Linked DNA regions of Homo sapiens: region 2 is linked to region 1. A link is an interaction called in ENCODE POLR2A ChIA-PET data of the cell type or tissue named here. Cell type or tissue: HCT116. All regions are shown on one strand. Each heading gives the region's core, and the rest is flanking DNA. Links, peaks and the distances in the headings are about the cores only.

The links. ChIA-PET counts read pairs that join two places held together with the same protein. Peaks named below come from ENCODE experiments on the same cell type or tissue, not always from the same donor. Only the 100,000 strongest peaks of a DNase experiment are listed, where the experiment ranks them.
Region 2: POLR2A ChIA-PET joins it to region 1 with 6 read pairs; 4 of 35 experiments call an interaction of 5 or more read pairs at or near these places.

Annotation. Positions count from the first base shown.
Region 1 is chr16:68,918,809-68,924,190 of GRCh38, reverse strand. TANGO6 (transport and golgi organization 6 homolog) reads right to left here. Exons shown (of 18, transcript NM_024562.2): 12 at 4,972-5,106. Among named protein-coding and RNA genes, the nearest start is that of TANGO6, 78 kb to the right of the region's middle. In HCT116, for the core only: no CTCF peak of the experiment used is centred there; DNase peaks (open chromatin) are centred at 260, 800 and 2,340; H3K4me3 peaks cover 1,798 bases; H3K27ac peaks cover 3,871 bases.
Region 2 is chr16:69,015,371-69,020,752 of GRCh38, reverse strand. The region is part of intron 15 of TANGO6 (transport and golgi organization 6 homolog); the gene reads right to left. Among named protein-coding and RNA genes, the nearest start is that of HAS3, 88 kb to the left of the region's middle. In HCT116, for the core only: no CTCF peak of the experiment used is centred there; a DNase peak (open chromatin) is centred at 3,112; H3K4me3 peaks cover 957 bases; H3K27ac peaks cover 2,461 bases.

The DNA of each region.
Region 1 (5,382 bases), core at 249-5,248:
TTAGAGAGAACTAGTCAGCTTAGTTAACTGGAAAGTCATTTTCTTTTTAAGTTGTAAAATTGGAGGCACTGTGGTTTGCAAGTAAGGGCTTTTTTAGCCAGTTTGATCACCTGCATACAAGCAGTTGAAGGATGCCTCTCCACTCTAGGGAAATTCTGATAAAAGACTGGATTACCTAGAGGATAATCAAGTGAAAGCCTGTGAAAACAAGAAGCATGGCTCTCCTTTGCCCCTGATAACACATGACTAACATTCACAACACTCCCATGGGTGTGCCCAGATCTGGAGGTTGCTCACTATGGGTGAGGGCAGTGTTTTTCAACTTTTTGAGCTCATGCCCTTTTGAAAAAACAAAACAAAACAAAACAAAACAAAACAAAACAAAACAAATCATGCCTCCTTCATTAGACATCACCTTTCCTTTCTTCCTTTTATTCTTTCTTCCTTCCATTTATCCATCCATTCAAAAACTGTTAATTAAGTACCTACTGTGGCAGGTTTATTAAATATGGCAGAAAGTAAGACATCTCTAAATGAGGCTGCTTGAAAGCAACAGCAATTAAGAAGGATTGTCTGCTCTTTGGAGTTCTATATAACAGCTTGAAATAATGGGAATTTTCCCAAGCAGTTCTATAGAGCACCCAAATTGGGCTCGGTGAAGAAGAGAAAGGACAGCATTGTAGCACAGGAACTGACTCAACCAATTCGCCTCACCAGCATGCAACAGATTTCAGCGGCTCGTCCCTCTCTCCCCTTCCTCCATTCTGCAATAGACCTCTAGCTTGCTTACCACTACTTCTACCCCAGCCTCTAATCGTTTGCAATGATTCTAATATGTAAGTCAGCAGCACCTAAAACACAGTCCATGCTCCTGGTAACCTTTCTGCCAAAGAGTCTGAGCAATGGTCTTTGATCAAAAACATGACCTAAGCAGGCCAGGCGCGGTGGCTCATGCCTGTAATCCCGGCGCTTTGGGAGGCGGAAGCGGGCAGATCACCTGAGGTCAGGAGTTCGGGACTAGCCTGACCGACATGGAGAAACCCCATCTCTACTACAAAAAAAAAAAAAATACAAAATGAGCCGGGCGTGGTGGTGCATGACCGTAATCCCAGCTACTTGGGAGGCTGAGGCAGGAGAATCGCTTGAACCCAGCGGGCGGAGGTTGCGGTGAGCCGAGATCGTGCCATTGCACCCCAGCCTGGGCAACGAGCGAAACTCCATCTCAAAAAAAAAAAAAAAAAAAAAAAAAAACATGACCTAAGCAGTGTAGAGTAAGACCAAGCTAAAGCCCCCTTCCCCTTTAGAGAAGAGATGCACCTTTTCTCTCCCAATAATGGGCCCCCACCCCAGTAGAATCTAGATTTCAAGATTTGGAGCCCAGCTTTTAACCAGAAGCTCTGCTGCCTCCCTGGAACAACATGGTTTTGGTTTTTCCTAAAGAAGGTCTGGAATGGTCTGCTCAGCCTCGTGCTTTAGAGACCAATGGACAATACAACATCATGCAGAAACTGCTTCTTGAGGGGACAGGGAGGAGTAACCAATGTATAATACTTTTAGTGGTGACTAACTCTGAAATTTAGAAAATGAGCCTGGAACTACAGTTATCTTGTCAGCAGTCTTTTTTTTTTTAATTATAAATTTTTGTTTGTTTGTTTTGAGATGGAGTCTTGCTCTGTTGCCAGGCTGGAGTGCAGTGGCATGGTCTCCGCTCACCGCAACCTCCCCCTCCTGGGTTCAAGCGATTCTCCTGCCTCAGCCTCCCAAGTAGCTGGGATTATAGGCACGCGCCACCAAGCCCGGCTGATTTTTGTATTTTTAGTAGAGATGGGGTTTCACCATGTTTGCCAGGCTGGTCTTGAACTCCTGACCTCGTGATCCACCCGACTTGGCCTCCCGAAGTCCTAGGATTACAGGCATAAGCCACCGCGCCCGGCCTTTTTTTTTTTTTAATTTTGTTTTTGTTGTTGTTGTCAGCAGTCTTAAATACATGCTTTTTCCAAATTAACTCCTCTTCCCAGACACAATGTTCTAATAATCACTTTGATTACATAAATTAGAAACAAAAAAGGTTCAGATGATGTTAGATTCTTTTTTAATAAGCCAAAACAACGAATCCTAGTAAGAAATAGGAAAAAACAGTATATTGTTAGCCTGACAATGATTAACTGAAAACACAATTCAGAACCATGACATTTTTTTCTAATACAAAGAAAGAAAATCCAGCATTACTATAGAAGCCATTTACAAATCCATGATTCAAACAGAAAAAAAGTAGTAGATCTAGGGCAAAGGTATAGGGGGTGACGTGCTTATGTTCACTTAACTAACTGCAAAGTCAGAGGAATGCCGGATGTAATCAGTGAGTCAGGATGGCTCACAGAAAGGCAGGGGCCTGCAAGGTATAACCTTGATATCAGTCAGGTGAGTCTGTCTTAGAACACAACTAATGTGCACAGCCAGCCCTCCAACAATGGGCTTCTAGAAAGGGAAATGGAGATTTTTGTGATCTATCTTACATTGGGATGTGGTTTGAAATGATAAGTGTGAAGTAAAGAGAAGCCAAAAAAAAAAAAAAAAAAAAAAGCACACTCTCACCTTGTGGAAAAAGACTATTCAAATCAATATTCAACCAAAAAAAAACAAAACAAAACAAAACAAAAATCTATTTGGCCAACTAAATCCAATAAGAATACAACTTAAGAAAAATGATTCCGGCCGAGCGTGGTGGCTCATGCCTGTAACACTTTGGGAGGCCGAGGCGGGTGAATCACTTGAGGTCAGGGGTTCGAGACCAGCCTGGCCAACATGGCAAAACCCTGTCTCTACTATAAATACAAAAAATTAGCTGGGCGTGGTGGTGCATGCCTGTAATCCCAGCTACTTGGGAGGCTGAGGCAGGAGAATTGCTTGAACCCAGGAGGTGGAGGCTGCAGTGAGCTGAGATTGTGCCACTGCATTCCAGTCTGGGTGACAGAGTAAGACTCTGTCTGAAAAAAAAAAAGAAAAGAAAAAAGAAAAATGATTCCATCAGTGAAACTTTCCTTGATAGTTCTTTTTTTTTTTTTTTTTTTTGAGACAGAGTCTCGCTCTGTTGCCCAGGCTGGAGTGCAGTGGCGCGATCTCGGCTCACTGCAACCTCCGCCCACTGCAACCTCCGCCTCCCAGGTTCACGCCATTCTCCTGCCTCAGCCTCCCGAGTAGCTGGGACTACAGGCACCCGCCACCTTTTTTTTGTATTTTTAGTAGAGACGGAGTTTCACTGTGTTAGCCAGGATGGTCTCGATCTCCTGACCTCCTGATCCGCCCACCTCGGCCTCCCAAACCTTGACAGTTCTAACAGCAAGGGTATACTATGGCTCTAGAAACTGAACCAAAAGCTTTTTTTTTAAAACAATATGGAAAATATATAATTAGAAGTGCTAAGTAAATCTAAAGAAATGGGCTTCACACTAATAACAGGCCCAGATAAAATTCCCTTTCCTTTTAGACAGGCTAGTGAAAGGTATATTCTAATACATCGAGAATCAGAATCAGATTTGAATCCTCAAGCTCAAAAATCCATTCCCAGAGGGTATCCTACTCATTGCTAAGGGTTATGAGCAGGCTGGCTGCAGGGTAGATTTCATAAGACTCACACTAAGCCTATTCTGCTTTCCTGCAGACTCCTCACCTAACTCGGTATGTAATCAGCCAGTCACACACACATGCATGGTCTAGCCCTTGACTATCTTTTGTCCTTGCAGGCATGCTCTTCCCCTTGGTCTCTACAATTCACTAACACCAGCCTTCCATCAGTGTCTCAAGTATACCAAGCTCTTTGCTGCTTCTAAGCCTTTGTACGTGATGTTTTCCTTACTTGGAAGAGTTTCCTTCAAATCTTAGCTTACGCTTACACTTCCTCAGTGGAAATCTTCCCAGCCTAGGTTAGATGTTATGTGCTCTTGGTACCCGCCACTTCTCTTTTGAGACCCTTCATTCAATTCTAAGTACATTTCTGAACAGTCATTTAGTGTCTGACTTCCTTACTGGACTGCAAGTTTCATGACGGTCTGCCCTGTCCCCTGCTGTATTCCCAGCACCCTAGCTTAGTATGTGTGGCACACAAGTATGCAATATGTAGGTTTTGTTTGTTTAATTTTTTTTGAGATGGAGTTTAGCTCTTGTCACCCAGGCTGGAGTGCAATGGCACGATTTCGGCTCACTGCAACCTCCGGCTCCTGGGTTCAAGCAATTTTCCTGCCTCAGCCTCCCGAGTAGCTGGGATTACAGGCACCCGCCACCACGCCCAGCTAATTTTTTTTAAATATTTTTAGTAGAGACGGGGTTTCACCATGTTGACCAGGCTGGTCTCAAACTCCTCACCTCAGGTGATCCACCAAACTCAGCCTCCCAAAGTGCTGGGATTACAGGCTCAGTGAGCCACCGCACCCGGCCAATATGTAGTGTTTAAAAAAATAAATTTAAAAATTATAAATTAGGTATGTAAAAGACATACATACTTAAAAGTGGCTGGAAGCAAAGCTTTAACATGCTACCTGATAAGGGATGAAGAATGAATCCTGTGCTAAAATGGAGCATTCAAAATAGATGGATCCTATGCAACCAGTTGAGGACTTTCCCCAACAACAGTAGCAGAAACAAGGGCTGAGCTTTGGAGAGTGAGAGCCAGAAAATCTAGTATTCACCTCAGATGCAAAACACCAGGCTAGATGTTCCCAAATTAAGATTGTAACAGGTAGAAAGGACCCTGCCCTTCTGATAGTGAAGTCTATGCAGGTGACAGAGTAGAAATGGTGCAACTTTCTTGTTCTCTACTTTGGAGAGAATTCTCATTAACAAACTAACTTCTTTATCTAGGTTCTCCTATGTACAATATCCATTCTTATTTCTCACAAGGATATGGAAGGAAAACAACTGGTATTTCGCTTCTCCCTTCCCTCCATTCAAGCTTGCCTCATGTCTACAACTCACCTGAACAGCTCCTCCTAGCATGACAGCCACCAGCCCCATGGACATGCTCAGCGTCTGTGATTCCACGGTGCTCTCTGCCTGATGGGCCAGGCTTGCACAGGCTCTCTGCAATGTTGCTGCTACAAAGTCCACCACCTACCCAAAAAAGGGAATTGAGAATCAATGAGGAATGAAAAAAAAAAATCATAATTCTCCTTACATCTTATGTCTACATCCTCATCTTCTTCATCTACATCATGATAGCAAGAACCATCCAGAACAACTGCTACTTACCATGCAGATGTGATGTTCAGTGTTTTTTTTTTAAACATTTACCGGTTTATTATAAAGGTTATTACAAAGGACACAGATGAACAGACAGATGGATAGGACAAGCGGGTGGGGGTGTAGCTTCCATGCCCTCTCTGGGCT
Region 2 (5,382 bases), core at 56-5,055, 97 kb before region 1:
ATTTTTTGATTTTTTTGTAGAAACAGGGTCTCACTATGTTGCCCAGGCTGGTCTTGAACTTCTAAACTCAAGTGATCCTCCTGCCTCTACCTCCCAAAGTGTTAGGATTACAAGCATAAAGTCACCTATTTTTAATCACCAAATGATGACCTATATTGATAAATCACTGACCTGTCCTACCAGGCCCAGTTCAAATGCCACTTTCTTTGTGGAACCTGCCTCTTCCCCTCAGTGAGCTTCAATTAGCCCTCCTTGAAAGTCTCACAATACTTTGTGCTTAAGTCGCTTTGACTTAAATCACATTTGTCACTCGTGCCTTGGTTCCTAAATGTTTTAAGCCTGTATCTGTTTCTTCCATAAGACTATAAATTCCTTGAGGGTAGAACTTTGACTCCTTCATCTCTGATCCCATCAGGTCTTAGCAGTCTTTGCATATACAGTCATGAGCTGCATAACAATGCTTTGGTCAATCATGGACTGCATATACAACACTGGTCCTATCAGATTGTAGGGCAGCACACATTTAGAAACCTGATCAAGTTGGGGATCAAGTTGGGGAAATAATTAGTATTAGATCAAGTTGGGGAAATAATTAGTATTCAGTAATGGTGCTGGGACACTGGGACATTTGATTTTCTGTATAAAAAATATATATAAATATAATATCATCTAGGTTTGTGTAGGCACATTTTATGATGTTTGTACAATGACAAAATCACCTAACTACACATTTCTCAGAATGTATTCCCATTGTTAAGCAACACATGACTGTACTAGGTACAGGAAATGGTAATATTGAATTGAATTCATTCATTTATTCAACAAAACATAATTATGTACTAGGTATCATGCTAATATTCTAGGAATACAAGAACTGATGAAATACTATTTTTACCCTTTAAGAAGCCCAAAGTAGGCTGGGCACGGTGGCTCATGCCTATAATCCCAGCACTTTGGGAGGCTGAGGCGGGAGGATTGCTTGAGCCCAGGAGTTTGAGACCAGCCTGGGCAACATAGGGATAGTTTGTCTCTACAAAACTAAAATGAAATAAAATAAGGAGAAAAGAAGATGCCCAAAGTTTAAGGAGTACATATAAACAGATAAGTACTGACAATTATAGAACTGTGTGGCAAATGCTGTCACAGAGTCAAGCAGAGGTTGCTCGAAAGCATGACTTTGCTAGTCTCAGTCCCTTGGAAGGAAGAGGACGAAGAAGTTTGTTTTTTTTCGTTTTTGTTTTTGTTTTCCCCTCAAGGTCCAAAGCACAATGTACCTTCCATACAGTATAAGAAAAAGATAAAGGAGTACTTTCTCCAAAATGCTCCCAATTCCTAACATACTACATGCAGTCATAAGACTCACCTCTGTCCTGTTAACATCAACGTATGCTGCCAAAACTAAATCATTGATGACCTAGACATAACCTATTTTCAGAATAGAAAAGAGGAGATTTGAATTGTCATCTCAGACTCTTTGACCCAGTCTTTGCATTTCTAATTATCTATCCTAGAGAGGTAGTTACATATCTGCACAAGGACATCTGCATCAAGAATTTAGTGAATTGTAATCGTGAAAAATGAGAAGAAATAAACTAAAAAATTCATATAGGAAAGGTTAAATAACCATGGTATACCCATATTACGGATTACTATGCAGTGATTAAAATGAACATGACAGAATTATATATACTGACATGAAAAGCTCTCCTCAAGACATTGTTAAAGTGAAAGAAACTACCAGAACCAGTATTCCCATTTATGTATGCAAATATGCACACACACAACTTTTCCTACTATTAACAAATCAAACATACAGATTTATTTATTTATTTATTTATTTTTTGAGACGGAGTCTCACTCTGTCGCCCAGGCTGGAGTGCAGTGGCGTGATCTTGGCTCACTGCAAGCTCCGCCTCCCGGGCCTCAACCTCCTGAGTAGCTGGGACTACAGGCACCCGCCACCACGCCCGGCTAATTTTCTTTTTAATATTTTTAGTAGAGATGGGGTTTCACCGTGTTAGCCAGGATAGTCTCGATCTCCTGACCTCGTGATCCGCCCGCCTCGGCCTCCAAAGTGCTGGGATTACAGGCGTGAGCCACCGCGCCCGGCAAACATACAGATTTAAATATGTACATTAAATATTCAAATGCATAGGAAAAAAGAGAAAGGACATATACTAAGACAAAGGAGTTAACTTGTTTGAAGAGTAAATAGAGCTGGGATCAAACTTAAATGGTCTGATACTTAATTCCTATGAGTTACCTATGAGTAACTCCTATGATATATTGCATTTAAGAGATTTCCGGCCGGGCGCGGTGGCTCACACCTGTAATCCCAGCACTTTGGGAGGCCGAGGCGGGCAGATCACGAGGTCAGGAGATTGAGACCATCCTGGCTAACACGGTGAAACCCCGTCTCTACTAAAAATATTAAAAAGAAAATTAGCCAGGCGTGGTGGCGGGCGCCTGTAGTCCCAGCTACTCGGGTGGCTGAGGCAGGAGAATGGCGTGAACCCGGGAGGCGGAGCTTGCAGTGAGCCGAGATCACACCACTGCACTCCAGCCTGGGCGACAGAGAGAGACTCTGTCTCAAAAAAAAAAAAAAAAAAAAAAGAGATTTCCAACGGCTGGGCATGGTGTGGCTCACCATGGTGAAACCTCGTCTCTACTAAAAATACAAAAATTAGCCAAGCATGGTGATGGGCTCCTGTAATCCCGCTACTTGGGAGGCTGAGGTAGGAGAATTGCTTGAACCTGGGATGATGAGGTTGCAGTGAGCTGAGATCACGCCATTGCACTCCAGCTTGGGCAACAAGGGTGAGACTCTGTCTCTCAAAAAAAAAAAAAAAAAGATTTCCAACTAAGACTAAAATATACTTTTCTACCTTTGTTGCAGTGCTTTCTCTTTCTGGAGTTAGGAAGGGGGCTTGCTCACTCTGCAGTGGGAGATGAGGATCCAGAGTTAGAGATCTGTGTTCTAGGGTTGGCCCTGCTGCCAACCAGCAGAGTGACCCCTGGGCAATTCACTTCGCTTCCCTGGAAGTGGAGATGAGCCAGTGAGACAAGATGACCTCTCAGGCCCCTTCCACTTCTAAGTGTGTGAGTTGGTGAGTCACTTTCAGTTTAGTCATTAGGAAAATGAGATTTAGGAGACTGGGGAAGGAAGAAAAGGCACACATTCATGAGCCCTGGAGTGGGAGGCTGTTGTGGTTAAAGGAAGAAGGTTCCTTGTCAGGAAGGAAGGCACATAAAAAATGAAGGAAGTTTGGAATCTACAAGCAGGGGAAATTGCAGGTTGAAAAGGGTAAGAACACAGGAGAAACATTTTAATGTTTACTAATATAGTGGCTTATAGTTAAAAATAAATGATAAAGAAAAGGCATATTAACTTATCAAATAATGATTAAGTGTGTACTATGTGTCTGCCACTGTGCTGGGCCCTGGGGGACTAATCATAAGCAAGAAAGATACAGTCCTTACCCTCATGGCAAAACCTAATGGGGAAGAGGAAAAATACTGACCAAGCAATAACAATGGAGTGAGATGTGCCAAAATGGTGACAGAGAGGGACTTTTATGAGTAATGTTTGATCTGGTTTCTATTCTATTAACAACAGCTCCAGTATTATCTTATTTGCTCAGACTCTAAAGTGTGTTCATTTTTTTTTCACTACTCCCTGTTACCCTTCAATTAGTTCACTTATTATTCAGTCTTCGTTTACTTCCACACAGGATCTGAAGCAACTTACAATAAATAACGTTGAAACCATGTGTCATTAAAATAAACATTTTAGGCTGGGTATGGTGGCTTACACCTGTAATCCCAGCACTTTGGGAGGCTGAGGTGGGCGAATCACCTGAGGTCAGGAGTTTGAGACCATCCTGGCCAACATGGTGAAACCCATCTCTACTAAAAATACAAAAAATTTAGCCAGGTGTGGTGGTGCCTGCCTGTGGTCCCAGCTACTCAGGAGGCTGAGGCAGAAGAATAGCTTTAACCCAGGAGGCGGAGGTTGCAGTGAGCTGAGATCGCACCATTGCACTCCAGCCTGGGTAGAGACTCCATCTCAAAATAATAATAATAAATAAAATAAAATACATAAAATAAATATTTTAAAACCTCTACAGTAAGTGAGAGAAGTGCAGACATCCCAAGCTAAGAATGGCTACTGCAAATAAACCAAGAGTTTAGTAGTTTAATTTTACAATTCTTGGTAGCTAAGGCAAAAAAGGAATTAGAAAACACAGCTCTCATTATCCAATAAAAGAAGGAACATCATGAAGAGAGAGAAACTTCAGGAAGGACACTAAGAGGTATCTCATTCATTCATCCGGCAAATCTTTTTTTTTTTTTTGAGATGGAGTTTCGCTCTTGTTGCCCAGGCTGGAATGCAACAGCGCAATCTCGGCTCACCGCAACCTCCCTCTCCCAGGTTCAAGTAATTCTCCTGCCTCAGCCTCCCAAGTAGCTGGGATTACAGGCATGTGCCACCACGCCTGGCTAATTGATCCAGCAAATCTTAATTGAGTGCCCACAGTACTCCAATGTGCCAATGTTCTCAGTACTGAGGACAATATGGCATGAACAAGAAATCAAAGCTCCCATCTTCATGAAGCCTACTTCTAGCGGGGAAGAAAGACAATAAATAATAAAATTTCCAGCAGCAATGAAGGCTATGAAAAAAAATAAGGAGCGGGGGAGTTGACAATGTGGGTGAGGGCTCAGGGAAGAGCTCTCAGAGGAGAAGACCTCAAGGAACAAGGCATGTGAGGGCCTGGTGGAAAAGTGAAGAAGAGAGTGGGCAATAGAAGCTTTATATTCAATGCAGGAATCATACGGCTGTTTCTTATACTGACTGGCCATATAAGTCAAGAGCATATCACTATATTAACAAAACTGCAACTTAACGTTCCATTTATGTAAATTCCTGCCCTAACTGAGCTCCAGCACTCCTTTGAAAATGAGCATCCATTGGCCAGGTGCGGTGGCTCATGCCTGTAATCCCAGCACTTTGGGAAGCAGAGGGGGCGGATCATGAGGTCAGGAGATCGAGACCATCCTGGCTAACATGGCGAAACCCGGTCTCTATTAAAAATACAAAAAATTATCTGGGCGTGGTGGCGGGCGCCTGTAGTCCCAGCTACTCGGGAAGCTGAGGCAGGAGAATGGCGTGAACCCAGGAGGTGGAGCTTACAGTTAGCCGAGATCATGCCACAGCACTCCAGCCTGGGCGACAGAGCAAGACTCTGTTTAAAATAAATAAATAAATAAATAAATAAATAAATAAAATAAAATGAGCATCTGTTAAACTACATGCTCCATCAACCCATCCCAGCTACATCTGAGAACCCAAGAAGCCAGTGGGAGTGTCAGCATCTCAGA